5 separate regions of the Homo sapiens genome follow, and all the other regions are linked to region 1. Evidence: chromatin contacts called from ENCODE Hi-C or POLR2A ChIA-PET data. All regions are on one chromosome and are shown on one strand. The core of a region is the stretch at or near the end of the contact, and the rest is flanking DNA. Distances in the headings are between cores, read along the strand shown.

What was found. Hi-C counts contacts between places; a loop is a spot of excess contacts on that map. ChIA-PET counts read pairs that join two places held with the same protein, here RNA polymerase II (POLR2A). Pooled maps may share reads with other maps.
Region 2: a map with no recorded cell type shows a loop between it and region 1 (13-fold over the local background). The contact joins two enhancer-like sites. A Hi-C loop is called at or near these places in 14 of 37 single-sample maps with no recorded cell type and 5 of 50 pooled maps. POLR2A ChIA-PET finds 5 or more read pairs at or near these places in 1 of 52 experiments (OCI-LY7).
Region 3: a map with no recorded cell type shows a loop between it and region 1 (12-fold over the local background). The contact joins two enhancer-like sites. A Hi-C loop is called at or near these places in 15 of 37 single-sample maps with no recorded cell type and 5 of 50 pooled maps. POLR2A ChIA-PET finds 5 or more read pairs at or near these places in 2 of 52 experiments (HEK293 and activated B cell).
Region 4: a pooled map shows a loop between it and region 1 (7-fold over the local background). The contact joins the promoter of CCR1 here to the enhancer-like site in region 1. A Hi-C loop is called at or near these places in 4 of 37 single-sample maps with no recorded cell type and 8 of 50 pooled maps. POLR2A ChIA-PET finds 5 or more read pairs at or near these places in 1 of 52 experiments (HEK293).
Region 5: a loop to region 1 is called in a pooled map, with 4 times the contacts of the local background. The contact joins two enhancer-like sites. A Hi-C loop is called at or near these places in 10 of 37 single-sample maps with no recorded cell type and 11 of 50 pooled maps.

What each region holds. Positions count from the first base shown.
Region 1 is chr3:46,537,553-46,540,248 of GRCh38, reverse strand. It overlaps LRRC2 (leucine rich repeat containing 2), which reads left to right. Exons shown (of 9, transcript NM_024512.5): 4 at 1,048-1,204. Among named protein-coding and RNA genes, the nearest start is that of LRRC2-AS1, 18 kb to the left of the region's middle. RefSeq lists an enhancer at 1,128-1,187. Within about 2 kb of position 1,333, at least 16 of the 41 ENCODE cell types and tissues checked have a DNase peak (open chromatin) inside an H3K27ac peak, as active enhancers do; they include OCI-LY7, where a contact is called at or near this core.
Region 2 is chr3:46,925,746-46,928,441 of GRCh38, reverse strand. The region is part of intron 2 of CCDC12 (coiled-coil domain containing 12); the gene reads left to right. Among named protein-coding and RNA genes, the nearest start is that of PTH1R, 49 kb to the right of the region's middle. RefSeq lists an enhancer at 837-1,216. Within about 2 kb of position 1,446, at least 22 of the 41 ENCODE cell types and tissues checked have a DNase peak (open chromatin) inside an H3K27ac peak, as active enhancers do; they include OCI-LY7, where a contact is called at or near this core.
Region 3 is chr3:46,185,885-46,188,580 of GRCh38, reverse strand. All of the region lies in intron 1 of LOC105377067 (a long non-coding RNA gene), which reads right to left. Among named protein-coding and RNA genes, the nearest start is that of CCR1, 21 kb to the left of the region's middle. RefSeq lists an enhancer at 903-1,042. Within about 2 kb of position 1,365, at least 3 of the 41 ENCODE cell types and tissues checked have a DNase peak (open chromatin) inside an H3K27ac peak, as active enhancers do.
Region 4 is chr3:46,206,945-46,209,640 of GRCh38, reverse strand. CCR1 (C-C motif chemokine receptor 1) reads left to right here and starts at 1,328. Exons shown (of 2, transcript NM_001295.3): 1 at 1,328-1,359.
Region 5 is chr3:46,278,947-46,281,642 of GRCh38, reverse strand. No RefSeq gene overlaps it. Among named protein-coding and RNA genes, the nearest start is that of CCR3, 38 kb to the right of the region's middle. Within about 2 kb of position 1,367, at least 3 of the 41 ENCODE cell types and tissues checked have a DNase peak (open chromatin) inside an H3K27ac peak, as active enhancers do.

The DNA.
Region 1 (2,696 bases), core at 84-2,583:
CCGGCCCACTTTGCCTATCTTATGGTACTGTTGCATGAGATAATACTAGAGTGAAAGCACTTTTGCAAGTTAACAGCTTAACCCACACACAGGAGGGCAATGGTTGTAAAGCACATTACAAGTACCAAGTACAAAAAAGAAGGATCACTATGGACTCCATTGCTCCCTCCACCTCCCCTTCAACTGCCATGGAGTTTTCCACACCTCATCCCACCTCCACCCTGTGCTCCAGCCACTTTGCTGATGGTGCGTTGTGGTCAGCTTCTGAGGTCAGGGGACCTGTGTGTCTCGTCTTTGCCCCACCCCTCAGTGCTGAGCACCCCTCACCTGCAATGGGGGCTCGGTAACTCTCGGTGAATTAGATTTCTTCAGCTGGACAAATAGCCTCCTTAAAGTCTTTAAACGCTTCTTGCTTGACACCTTTACAGTTTTATCCCAGAACACTTGAGCTAGGGGAGGCCTTGGACACTGAGTTCATCAATGTCATTTCAGCAGTGGAGACCCAGGGAGGTGGCGTGACTGGAAAATGGCAGGGCCTGGGCCGGAACTCAGGTGTCCCAGCTGACTGTCTTTCTCATGCTTTTTCCCTTTCATAGACTCTTAAGAATATTTGGAAATGTGGTACAGCAAATATTAGAGGTTTATCAAGTATTTCTAAAAGCAACTACAGACAAAGGGAAACGAAGCACAAATTTTGAAATCGAATGTATAGACAGACCTTAGGGGATGTTAAGTTGGTATGTTGCAAATAAATAATACACATTGTGGCTCTAAGTGTGAGTCTGGTTTTTTGTGTTCACTAGGATTTAATTTTAATAACATCATGAATTCACGGCAGTTTTGAAATAGGGCTAATATACTGTTGTGAAGTTGACGACAACTGCGGTGTCTTTGGTTTCTTTTTGAAATGGCTGGAGTGCTGGTGGTTAAGTTTTATGCTCTCGTGTCTGCTTTCTCACTTCCTGTTTTAAAATAAATGCTTGGTTTTACACGGCTTTGTGCACACGGAGGAGCTAGTTCTGATTGATGTCATTCTTTCTATTTTAGGAGCTCCCAGATTCATTGAAGGAGCAGACACACCTGAGAGAATGGTACATAAGCAATACCTTGATTCAAATCATTCCTACATATATTCAGTTATTTCAAGCGATGAGAATTCTGGATCTGCCAAAAAACCAAATCTCACATCTTCCAGCAGAAATCGGTATGTCAACTTAGCAGGGGTCTTCGGGCCTCTGGTGTGTTAAGCAGGCAGCTGTCAGGCAGGTGACAGACACTGTGCAGACACCGTGTTTCCTCTCCAGCTTCCCCAGGAAGTGGTTGGGCAGGGCCGTTTGGAGGCTCCCCAGAGCTGCTTGTTTGCAGCATCCCTTTGGGTGGTGAGGTCGGCGTCTCGCCTGTATAACTCAGCACACAGGACACTTGCCAATTGCTCAGAAACCAGAAGTTTCATGAGTGAGCAATATTTTATTTAGGAACTCTGTGTTTATTTTCTTTTTGTTTTAAACCTATAAACGTGCAGTATGCTTATTAGAAATGTAATGTATTGCTCTTATACATTAGTCCATTGATAAATCTAGTTTAGCTTATGTTGTCTTTTTTTTTCTTTTCCTTGAGACGGAGTTTCGCTCTTGTTGCCCCAGCTGGAGTGCAATGGCACAATCTCGGCTCACTGCAACCTCTGCCTCCCTGGTTCAAGTGATTCTCCTGCCTCAGCCTCCCAAGTAGCTAGGGTTACAGTCACGTGCCACCAGCTGATTTTGTATTTTTTTTTTTAGTAGAGAAGGGGTTTCACCATGTTGACCAGGCTGGTCTCAAACTCCTGACCTCAGGTGCTCTGCCTGCCTCGGCTTCCCAAAGTGCTGGGATTACAGGCATGAGCCACAGTAACCAGCCTGATGTCTTTTTGATGGATCAAAATTTTATAATTCTCAGTCATTATTCAGTTGTGTTATCTTAAAATGAAAATGACAGTGATCATTATTGCTTCTCTTTTTCCTGGGGTGCAAGGAGTGAAGGTCTGGAGCTGCATGGAGCTCCATTCTTACACATGTGCCCTGGGACCAGTGGTTTCGCATAGTTATGTGAAAATTTACCAGAAGCCAAGACCCTGTGGGACAGGTGGCTTGTGGAGCCTCTGGTGTTCATACATGTCTTGCTGGCTGTGTCAAGACTACAAGGCTCTGACCACCCTCTTACCCAGGCCGATCTTGGGGATGCATATGCATGTACTAACCTTGAGGGATGAGGAGACACCTGCTCCCAGGCAAAGAGCAGCCTTGCTAACCACTTGCTGTAAAAGTGGTGGGTTCCCCAAGCTCAGGGTTCTCAGCTGTGATGTATATGTGCATAGCATCTATCCAGGCCATCTGCATCACGCTTGGTAAACTTAGCTGTAAGTGCAACTCACATCAGTATGCTGTGTTGGACCAGGAGCCTCGTGTCTTCTGTCGGTATCCATGAAACAGGAATAGGCAAAATTTATTAGCTTCTAAGCAGGGTAAAATCAAATTTTAGACCCAACAAGGATAAGTACTTCTGTTTCCTTGCCTAGTTTCTGGAAAGGTAGAAAGGACCTTAGAATTTCTATGACTGAAAAGTACCATTTTTGACATGTAAGGGGTCATTTACCTCCTGCCCCTTTATTTTGCAAATTGGAGAGACCCACTGACTGAATCATTAACTGACTGAATCAT
Region 2 (2,696 bases), core at 197-2,696, 390 kb before region 1:
CTAATGGGAAGCTCTGCTCAGTCTCTCAGCTTTTCAGCTGCTGCATGTAAATAGACATGCTTTAAGGGGAAAGAGGGACGTGATGTCAGGCTCACTTTGTTGTACTTCCCTTATCTCCATGATTGCAGCCCCTGAAATCCTTGCTGTCTTGGTACTTCTCTAAAGCCATTTAAAATACATATATATACATTTTTTTTTTTTGAGACAGTCTGCAGCCTAGGCTGGAGTGCAGTGGTGCGATCTCAGCTCACTGCAACCTCTGCCTCCTCAGTTCAAGCGATTCTCCTGCTTCAGCCTCCTGAATAGCTGAGATTACAGGCATGTGGCACCATACCCACCTAATTTTTGTATTTTTAGTAGAGACCGGGTTTCGCCCTGTTGGCCAGGCTGGGCTCAAACTCCTGACCTAAAGTGATCCACCTGCTTTTATAAGGGAGGTTAAATCTTGGGCCTGTGTTGGAAAGGCCAGGTCCCCAAGCTGAACCCCCCCATGCTCCTTGACCTCTCCCAGAGACTCCTGTCCTTTGGTAGTGGTGGAATTCCGGGGGTGGGCAGTTAAGTGGGCATTAGGGAGGGGAAGTCTCTTAGCTCTCCACGCTAAGGGGACTGGAGGTCAGAGACTGCACCATTTTCACGCGATCACACAACAGTGGCTGCACATCAGATTAACCCTCCAAGAGTGAGTCTGGGGAGGGCGTGGACCCAGCTTGATAGAGCTGGATGCACCCAGCACAGCCGTAATGTTTCTAAATGTGGAAACTGAGGCCCAGAATGAGACCTTCCCATGGTGGTCGGGATCTAGATGTTCTTGGCTGCTTGGCCAGTGCTCCGCTCTGGGGGTGGCAGGGCACAGTGGGCGCAAGGCTCTGCTCCCGCCTCTTGCTTCTGGTTCACTCCTCCAGTTGGCCTTCTGAAGCCTCGGGCAGTGGGTGGGTCTGGAGGCATGGGTGCGTGTTGCTGCTGTGAGTTCTGGGTACAGTTCCCTGTGGCCTCTCCTCTCTCCTTCTGATTTCTCACAGAACCCTGGAGACCGTTTCTGAAAGCGACAGTTTTTTTTCTTACTAATCCCTGCAGTTTTCTTCCCACACCCAGTTTCTCTTCCTCATTTCTCCCCACCCTGTTGTGAACGAAAGCCTTTGCACCCAGTCATGCCCCACTTTGTCTCCCTGTACCTCTGTGACCTGACATGTACCTCCAGGCCCGAGGCAGGTGTTCAAGGATGGGGGACGGGGTGGGGTATCTCTGGGCCTTCTGGGAGTGCAGGTGGGCTTCCTCCACACAGGCTATGCTGGTACTGCCCCATCGCCCGCAGTGGTTCAGCCCAGCCCCAAGGCTCCAGGCTCAGGGGCCCTGGCAGGAAGGAAGGAGATGGTAAGTAAGCTGGGGGCAGGAAGCAGGTGGAGCCCTTAAATAGGAGAGTGAATAGCATCTGAAAGCCCCTGAGTCCAAAGCACTGCCGCTTGCTAGCTGTGTAGCCACAGACACCCCTGCCTCTGGGAAAGCTTGCTTTTGCAGGGCCTGAGGAAGTCAGCAGCACTTTTACCTGGTCCAGACAGAGGGCTTGGGAGATGGCAGACTGTGGGAGGCCTGTTGGGAAATTGTTTCCTGCCTTAGAGGCCCAGGACTTTTCTGAGGGACCACTGGTCAAGAACCGAAAGAGGTACTGGGGAAGGAGGAGGACCTGCGGCCTAGTCTCACCTGGCCAGCATCTGAGGGGCCACTCCTGCATCCCCTGGGGCTAGGGGTCTGTCCCACTGCCTCTGCCTTGCCTTTCTTAGACCCTGCAGCCCCCAGGACCTCTCGCCCTGCCGCCCTGTGGAGTTACCAGGGACACATTTTCCTGGGAGCCTGCTTCTGTGTGTGTGGGGCTAGGATTTGATGAGCCCCTGAGCCAGAGAGGACCCCAGTGAGTTCTTGGTTCAGCCACCCCTGCCTGAAAAGACTGAGGCAGGAAGAACATAAAAACATAGTAGCTAGCCGCAGCTCCTGCCGGGAGATTCTGGCCCCTTGTGGCTCCTCTCTCTTCATGGAGGCCTTTGGGGCTGTTCAGTTCTCACTGCTGTCCTGGTGGACTGTGGCCTTCCCAGCCTTGCACATGGTCATGCCTATTTTCACAGCCCTCACTGGCCACTCTCAACAGTCTTGGAGCTGAGTCAGCCTCTCGTGTGCTTTGTGCCTTGACCCTGTCCGCGTCATTGCAGGCCCAGGCGCCACCTCCTCCTGGAGTGTCTCCCCTCCACATTCCCACAGCTGTAGGCAGCCACGCCCCTCTGGAGCCCTCCAGCACCTGCTTCTCTGTCCACATGTCACTCCTCACTGCCACATGCCCCTGGCCCAGCACACCCAGATGCTTTTCTCTAAGTAGTTGAGGCGTATTCCATGGCATGAGCCCCAGGGCAGGAAGGCTCTGAAGAGGGGCCAGACTTGGGGAATTTGTGGGTGACCACTGGCCTTCTCTTTTGGGAATCACTCAGCCTAGGAGCTTTAGCCCTGGCTGGGAGTTATACATTGCCTTGAGCTAAGATGTGCAGCCACTGCTGTGTGATCCTATGAAAAGGGTACAGTCTCTCTGACCTCCAGTCCCCTTATCTGTCAAATGGGATGATCCAGGAGAGACACCCTGTGAATGCTCCCTAGGCGTCCTTGGCCCAGCTCTGGAAGAGAACCGTACTCCAACAGAGTAGACAGGGCCTCTG
Region 3 (2,696 bases), core at 116-2,615, 350 kb after region 1:
CTGGGACCACAGACCCATGTCACTACACCCAGCTAATACTTTATTTTTATCCTTTGTAGAGACAGGATCTTGCTTTGTTGCCCAGGCTGGTCTTGAACTCCTGGCCTCAAGGGATACTCCTGCCTTGGCCTCCCAAAGTGCTGGGATTACAGGCATGAGCCACCAGGCTGGCCTATCCAACTTTTAAAATGGCCACATCATAAGAAAAACTATTCTTTGTGAAAAGAAAGAAAGGAAGGAGAAAGGGCAAGAAGGAGAAGAAGTCTAATGGGGGGAAAGTTGGGGAAAGAGAGTGAGAAGGAGACAGAGAAAAGAAAAAGATGAGCAGTTGCTTCTTAGAAGAACACAGTGGGATGAACATTCCGGGGTAAGGGTGTGGAGTGAATGAAGGCCAGAAGCATGACTCTCTCTGGGACCTGCACAAAGGTTAGTATGACTCCCGTCATGTGCAGGGGAGCAGGAGTGAGAGGGGGAGCATGGGGCAGTGAGTGGGCTGACTGGGACATGGGGCCAGAGCAGGAGGCTGTGATGAGTCACTGAGCTTGAGTCTCCACTTCATGAGGTGACTCCCAATGCACACTCTGAGCACAGAGTTTAAAAAGCAGGTATTTGTAAGCCAGAAGTCCCTGTGTAAGCACTTTCACATCTCTCTGAGCCTCACTTTTCATAGTAATAGAAAGGGGTACTTTAAATAATGGTAATTATATTGAATAAAGGTCTTGCCAAATAGTGACAGTTGCTCAAAACCCTCTTATCCCCATACAACTTAGTGCCCTTTCTCCTCCAAATCCCCCATGGCTCACTGCTCTCCCAGATCCCAGGCCTCTGCTGCTTCCCATTTGTAACAATGTGGATAAAGCTATGTGGGCTCCACAGAGCTACAGATAGGCATCTAATAACTACTTATTAAAAATATCTATTGGCCAGGCATGGGGGCTCATGCCTATCATCTCAGCATTTTGAGAGCCCAAGAGTTTGAGACCAACTTGGGCAACATGGCAAAACCCTGTCTCTACAAAAAATACAAAAATGAGTCACTCATGGTGGTGCACACCTGTAGTCCCAGCTATTCAGGAGGCTGAGATGGGAGGATTGTTTGAGCCCTGGAGGTCGAGGCTGCAGTGCGCCATGATCACACCACTGCACTCCAGTGTGGGTGACAGAGTGAGACCCTCCCTCAAAAAAAAAAAAAAAGCATCTGATCCAAAGTGGCCCCCTAGTTTTATTTGCACTTCTTACAAGATTTCCTCGAAAGGAAGATCAGATATATTTATCTGAAACAGTGTCACACTCCAGTGATTTCTTTGCAGTACTCTTATGTACAAGACACTTTCAGGAAGCTGACACATTGTGGCCATTCACACTTGACTTCCACTGCCTGTCAAGACAACTATTTTCCTCCTCAGCATTTGCTTAATTCTATACTTGGTTCTTGAGAGGGAGAAAAAAAAGGGGGGGAAGTCACCTCTATAATTTAAATTTTGTATATGTGTTTTTGCAAAATTGCAGAAGTTCAAGCTGCTTTATACTCTATTTGTCAAAACTTGATTTTCTTTATCATTAAAAGGAAGCAAGGCTGGCGAGGGGGTTGTCTGAAAGTAAATGTGATAGACACTACTAAATGTGACCACAGAAAGGCTTCAAGGATGTTGCCCACAGCTGTGTTCCTAAGGAGAGAGAACTAGAAACTCCCTAGAGATACAGCATTCATTTATAGCGATGAATAAAATAGACTGTTTCTGCTTTTTGTTTCTTTTTTGCATCTTTTGTATATATTGAGGGTAAAAGAGAGAAAAACAAGAAGCAAACAAAAATAAAACAAAAACCCAGGAGATTGGTTAAATTGATTTAGTGATATGCTAGAGCCAGCTTGTAGCAATTCATAAGAATCAATGGTGTGACTTCTTCCCAACTCCATATGTTATGTCATGTAGTAGCTTTAAATTAAACACTGTTGGAATATTTACACAGGGAAATTGGCAAATACTACAAATCAGGGCTTTTTTAAAAGAGATGATTGTCAAATATTTACCAGGACCTCACTGTTTATAGTATGTTCATAAAATAAAATATTAAGCTATTATCATATTAACTTCTAGAAAAACATTTCATAATATAACTATGTGTATGCAAAAAAAATGACCTTGGACCCTCACCTCACACCATGCACAAAAATTAACTGAAAACAAATCATAGACTTAAATGTAAGAGTTGAAACAATTAAACTTTTAGAAGTAAACATAGAAGTAAATCTTTAGGACTTTGGGCCAGACAGATTTCTTTTAAAAATGTGATTTATAAATGAAAAAATTGATAAAATAGACCTCATCAAAATTGAAAACCTTGCACTTCAAAAGATACCATTAAGAAAATGGAAGGACAGGAAAAACACTGGGAGAAATATTTGCAAAACACATTTATGATAAAAAGCTGGTACCAGAATTTAGAGAGTGCTTGTATAACTCAATTGTAAAAAAACAATCAAAGATAGATGCATGCTCTCACTTATAAGTGGAAGCTAAATAATAAAAACACATGGACACAAAGAGGGGAACAACAGACACTGGGGCCTACTTGAAGGTGGAGGGTGGGAGGAGGGAAAAGTTCAGAAAAAAATACTTATCGGGTACTATGCTTAGTACCTGGGTGAGGAAACAATCTGTACACCAAACCCCTGTGATGACACGAGTTTACCT
Region 4 (2,696 bases), core at 79-2,578, 330 kb after region 1:
AGCAGAGCTGGAAGCCTGGTCAAGGATGAGGTACTGACCATGTCCCTTACTTTAGACAGGATCAAGGAAAAGGCAGGCCTCACAAGCCTCTGTTCTCTTTGGAAACTGATCCACCAGCAAAGTACTGCAAATAGCCAGGCACATGCAGACCCCCATTTATTTCTTTGGGGTGAAGCTGAGTGATGATCAGATGTCAAGCTTAGGCCATCTTGTCTGAATTCTTCATTTTACAGATAAGAAAACTGAACCATGAAGAGACAAGTGATCTTTTCAAAGCACATTCACACTGATGATTTCTGAAACAGTGCTTTGTAGCAATGCCGTGAGGAAGGTTAGGGGTGTCCCCACTTTATAGAAGACACAAGGGCAGAGGCAGAGTAGGTGTTGGCAGTTGTGAGGAGAGTCACAGTACTCATCATTTGTCAGACATTTTTCACTGTGCCAGGCACTCTGACATTTTTCATGTACAAGTTGACTTCGTGCTTCTCCTCTGAGGTAAGCATTCAATACTCCCATTTAGCAGAGTAGGAACCAAGACTTAGAAAGGTGAGTGATCTGCCCATGTCACAGGTGGAGAGCTGGGATTTGAACTTGGCCCATGTTTGACCATCACGTAAAACAGGAATGGGGCATCAGAAAGGGAAGGTCAAAATGTAACCAACAGACCTATATTCCCTTCATGCTGGAGGTTCCTGGGGCAAAGCCACTCTCTGAGGTTTGGTGGGGAGGGACTTGGGGAGCAGAGAGCAGAGGGACAATGAGCTCCCAGAAGCCGAGGGGCATAGGGTGCCAAAGAGAAGCTGCTGCCTCTGTGAGCACCCATGTCAGTTAGTTTTGAGGAACAGGACTCAGGGTTCCAGTTTAAATCCTTCCATTCACAATCTTTAAGAAGAAGAAAAAAAAGAAGTCTGCCGCTGACCACAAGAGCTCTATGCCCTGCCCCCATCCCACATACACACATCCCACACTTCAATTGCTCCAAACATTCTGGGAACATCTCACTGCCACCCACCTCACCCAACTCAGCTTCACCTGCCCCCAATTCCCTTAAGGCTGAGCTCCCAGGGCCAAGACTCAAGAGGCTCAGAGTGAGCAGAGAAAATCCTCGCAGTTAACTTGGCTTCCAGGAAGTGGCCACTGGTGGGCGTTGTGGCCATTCATGAGCACCAAACCACACAAAAAGAAGAACTTTGTCCCTTTCTTGTCATTTTGAAAGACTGTGAAACTGGAGCCAATTCTCCATCATCACACAGGAAGCTGAGTACTTCCTACTTGGTCAGGATCTTGAAACTTGAATTCATAAAAACCCAGAAAGCCCCAGAAACAAAGACTTCACGGACAAAGTCCCTTGGAACCAGAGTAAGTGTCACTTGTCTTTTCTGTCTTATCTGTTACTGTGGAGGGCAGTGTTGTTCAAAGACATGCATGCAGCTAGGGGCTCCTCAAAGGTAGGGGGAATTCTTTGAGTAGGCTGGGCAAATGTCTAAGTAGCCCATGGATGCATCTCCAAGGCAATTAATACTGTAGCAATACTGAGAATGGTGGATTTATAAAGCTGGGTGCTCAGATGAAATATAGGCTTTTTTGCTAAAAAGGAAGCTTACTTGAAGGATTGGCTTTTGGTTACTGATTAAGAAAGTCAGTCAGTACTAAGGGACAAAAGGTGTTTTCTGTGGAAACCTATTCAATAAGAAATTACTTGGCGGGGCGCAGTGGCTCACGGCTGTAATCCCAGCACTTTGGGAGACCGAGGCAGGTGGATCATGAGGTCAAGAGATGGAGACAATCCTGGCCATATGGTGAAACCCTGTCTCTACTAAAAATAAAAATTAGCCGGGCATGGTGGCGCATGCCTGTAGTCCCAGCTACTCAAGAGGCTGAGGCAGGAGAATCACTCGAATCCGGGAGGTGGAGGTTGCAGTGAGCTGAGATTGCACCACTACACTCCAGCCTGGCGACAGAGCAAGAGTCTGTCTGAAAAAAAAAAAAAAATTGCTTGCCAAATTCCCCCATGTAAAGGAAAACCAAACATGGTGTATGAAGAAATTATAGCAAGAGGGAAATATTAGCTAGAAAAATCTTGGCAGATGCAAGGATGATTTGATACTGAACCTATCTCTTAAGAAGACTAGAACCAAGGATCCTCAAAATTGGCACTGCTATCTTTGGAAGAGGTAGGCTTTCACTCACCCAAAGGCAAGGAGCTGGCCAGGTGATCTTGGGGGGCATCTGTTCTGCTCTACTAACAAAGACACAGGTCAGGATTTTGTTCTGAAGATAGAGGGGCATGGTGGCTCCGTATAGGTATCTACTTCATAGGTGGTCTTGGTGGGTCCCAGATTTCAAAGAAGAGATGGAAACTCCCAAAAGTTTGCACAACCTGGCACCAGGCTATGTGCCACTCACTGATCCTTTAGTTCCCGCACCGAGCAGTGGGACAGTGCTGGACTGTTCAGAATGTGGGGCCTGGGCAGTGATGTGCTGGTAAATGTTCAACAACTGACTCTTCTGAAGAAAAGATCCCTGCTTTATAACATTTGTTGATTTTCATGGTATAAATGCCCCCACTGTGGTCAGTTTCAAGCTACCAACATGCTGAATGTGGAGTGGGGAAGAGATGCACGCAATTGGCATTTATAAACCAGTATAAGCCAGCCAGCGCACCATAGGCCTGGGTGTCTTTCACCATCACAGAC
Region 5 (2,696 bases), core at 118-2,617, 260 kb after region 1:
CCTCAGCAAGGGGACCAAACTTAGAAGACAACACACACAGTGAAAGTCACCATCTGATTTAGTCGTAACATTCCATGGCTATTCCCCAAGACCCATCAATTTATTTTATTTTATTATTTTTTAAATTTTTTTACTGGCAAAACTGGAGCATTAAAAGGAGGTATGACAGGAATCAACATATCTGTGTCTTTCTTATCTGTGATGAGACTAATCTGCTATTTTCTTCATAGGATAGAGCGTTGTTTTTGATTTTCTGCTTTGTATGGGCAGGGGGCCTTCAGTGGCTTCCACTTGGGCCTTCCTCTGTTGTAGCCATTATTTACTGTCTGAAAGCCTAATGGGAATCCCATTCTTTTTTTTTTTTTTTTTTTTTTTGAGATGGAGTCTTGCTCTGTTGCCCAGGCTGGAGTGCAGTGGCGCGACCTTGGCTCACTGCAACCTCTGCCTCCCAGGTTCAAGCGATTCTTCTGCCTCAGCCTCCCGGGTAGCTGGGACTACAGGCCGGCACCATCATGCCTGGATAATTTTTGTATTTTTTTTTTTTTTTTAGTAGTTATGGGGTTTCACCATATTGGCCAGGCTGGTCTCGAACTTCTGACCTCATGATCTGCCCGCCTCGGCCTCCCAAAATGCTGAGATTACAGGCGTGAGCCATTGCGCCCGGCCTACTAAGTATGTTCATTCTAACACTGCACTGGAGACTGGTGAAAATCACAAGGTGGGTTCTGGGCCAAATTCTGCCTACGATGATACAAAGTCACATCAAAACTCTATCACCTAGCACTTTGGGAGGCCAAGTGGGTTGTTTGCTTGAGTCCAGGAGTTTGAGACCAGCCTGGACAACATGGCAAAACCCCATCTCTACAAAAAATGCAGAAATTAGCCAGGCATGGTAGCATGTGCCTGTAGTCCCAGCTACGCAAGAAGCTGAGGTGGGAGGATCACCTGAGCCTGGGGAGGTCTAGGCTCAGTGAGCCAAGATCGCACCACCAAACTCACTCTTGGGTGACAAGGTGAGACCCTGTCTCAAAGGGGCGGGGGAAGCACCTCTATCTCCTGGCCCTCATGGGTGCCTACTCTGAGGCTGACTAGAGTGATTTCCTGGGTCTTTTGGAATTACTGTAACTTAAAATTGGCAATCAATAATACCAAAGGCTGTGGGTGCTTCTTTTTCCCAGTGCATATTATTCCAGGAAAATTGGTTACAGGTTCATTTGGGAAAGCCTAGGTGTTAGAGTATCATGTATGACATATTGTAGAGCTCTTTTTTTGAGGTGTGGTTTTCTTCTCACTTAAAAGGCCCTCATTTTATGAAGTGACTCACTTCTGAGAATTTGGCGAGAGGCCACATTTTCTCACTACAACTCAAGACAGATCTGTTTTTTTGCCAGACCTGACATTTTCTTGACTTAATTCTTGGGATCTCCATAATGAATAAACATAGTCAGAGGCTTCCGGATGTCAGATCACTCCCAGAGGTGTTATCACCATCCTTTTCCTGTTGGCTTTTATAATGGCCACATCTATGTTGTTTCTTGCAGGTAAAAAGTCCACACTTAACATACTCCCTATCTGACTGAGGTCAAAGATTGCATTTCAATTACAGCCCCTCCCACTATCATTCCTAATGAGCTTCCCTCTCCGATCTTGTCTTTATGACAAGAAAAAGAGTGTCAGTGGTAGACTGACATTATGCTTGATAGAAGTATAACGTTCCTGTCTTCCTCTAGATGATTCCTAGGGATCTCTGGCCTTTTACACTCATTGAGGATGGACCAGCATTTGGTCCAGGTTTGTATTAGACCAATCAACAACTCTTAGGACCTTAACCATTGAGTGCAATATTTTCAATGAGTGTACATGTCAATTAATTCAGCCCAATCCAAATTTCTATTCTGCAATTTTTTATTAAGCACTCTTAAAAGCCAAACTCAGTTTTTCAATAATGTTCATTGACCACTTTCTATAATTCTTTACGGAATTTTTTCCCATACCTTGATTCTGCATTTTACCCTCTGGGCCAGGTTGAATTCAAATCCTGTTTATTAGGTGAGCAACAATGAAGAGCGAACTGTTACCTTTCTCATGCTAAGGGAAAACAGCTTCCTTAGAAGGAAAAGTAGAAATGACAGTGTGCCAGAGGGGATGGAGGAACAGGGTTTCCCAGGTCCTGTGCATCCTCCCAGATATCCCCATTCCCACTGATCCTCAGTCTATCTTACCAATGCCTTAACATTCATACAGGCTTTTTAGCAAATTTGCAAATACAACTCCTACTATAATTAAGACACTTCATGCTCTGAATTAATTTCCACCAGTCTTAACCTGGCAGCTGCAAGTAATAAGAGACTTTTTTTTTTCAACGTGGTCACAGAAAGGCTTTAAGTTTCACTCTAACTTGAGAATGAAAGTTTCAGCATTTGAATGGTCTTGCTTTAAGTTTCTCAGTGCCTTCAGAAGCAGCCATCCTACCCTCTAGTTCTGGCCTTCTTCATCCTCTTTAGATTGGTGGATAGCAGCACCTTCCTGCCAACCCCCACCCTCATCCCACCAGGCTTCATTCTCAATAGGCACATGGTCTGAGGTGATAACTTGACTAGTTGTTTAGCCATTCTATCACATGGGTGCCATTTTCCCATCTTGGAGTTGGAAGGGAGTCTTACTTCCTGCTAACTAATTCAAACACTCATCATCTC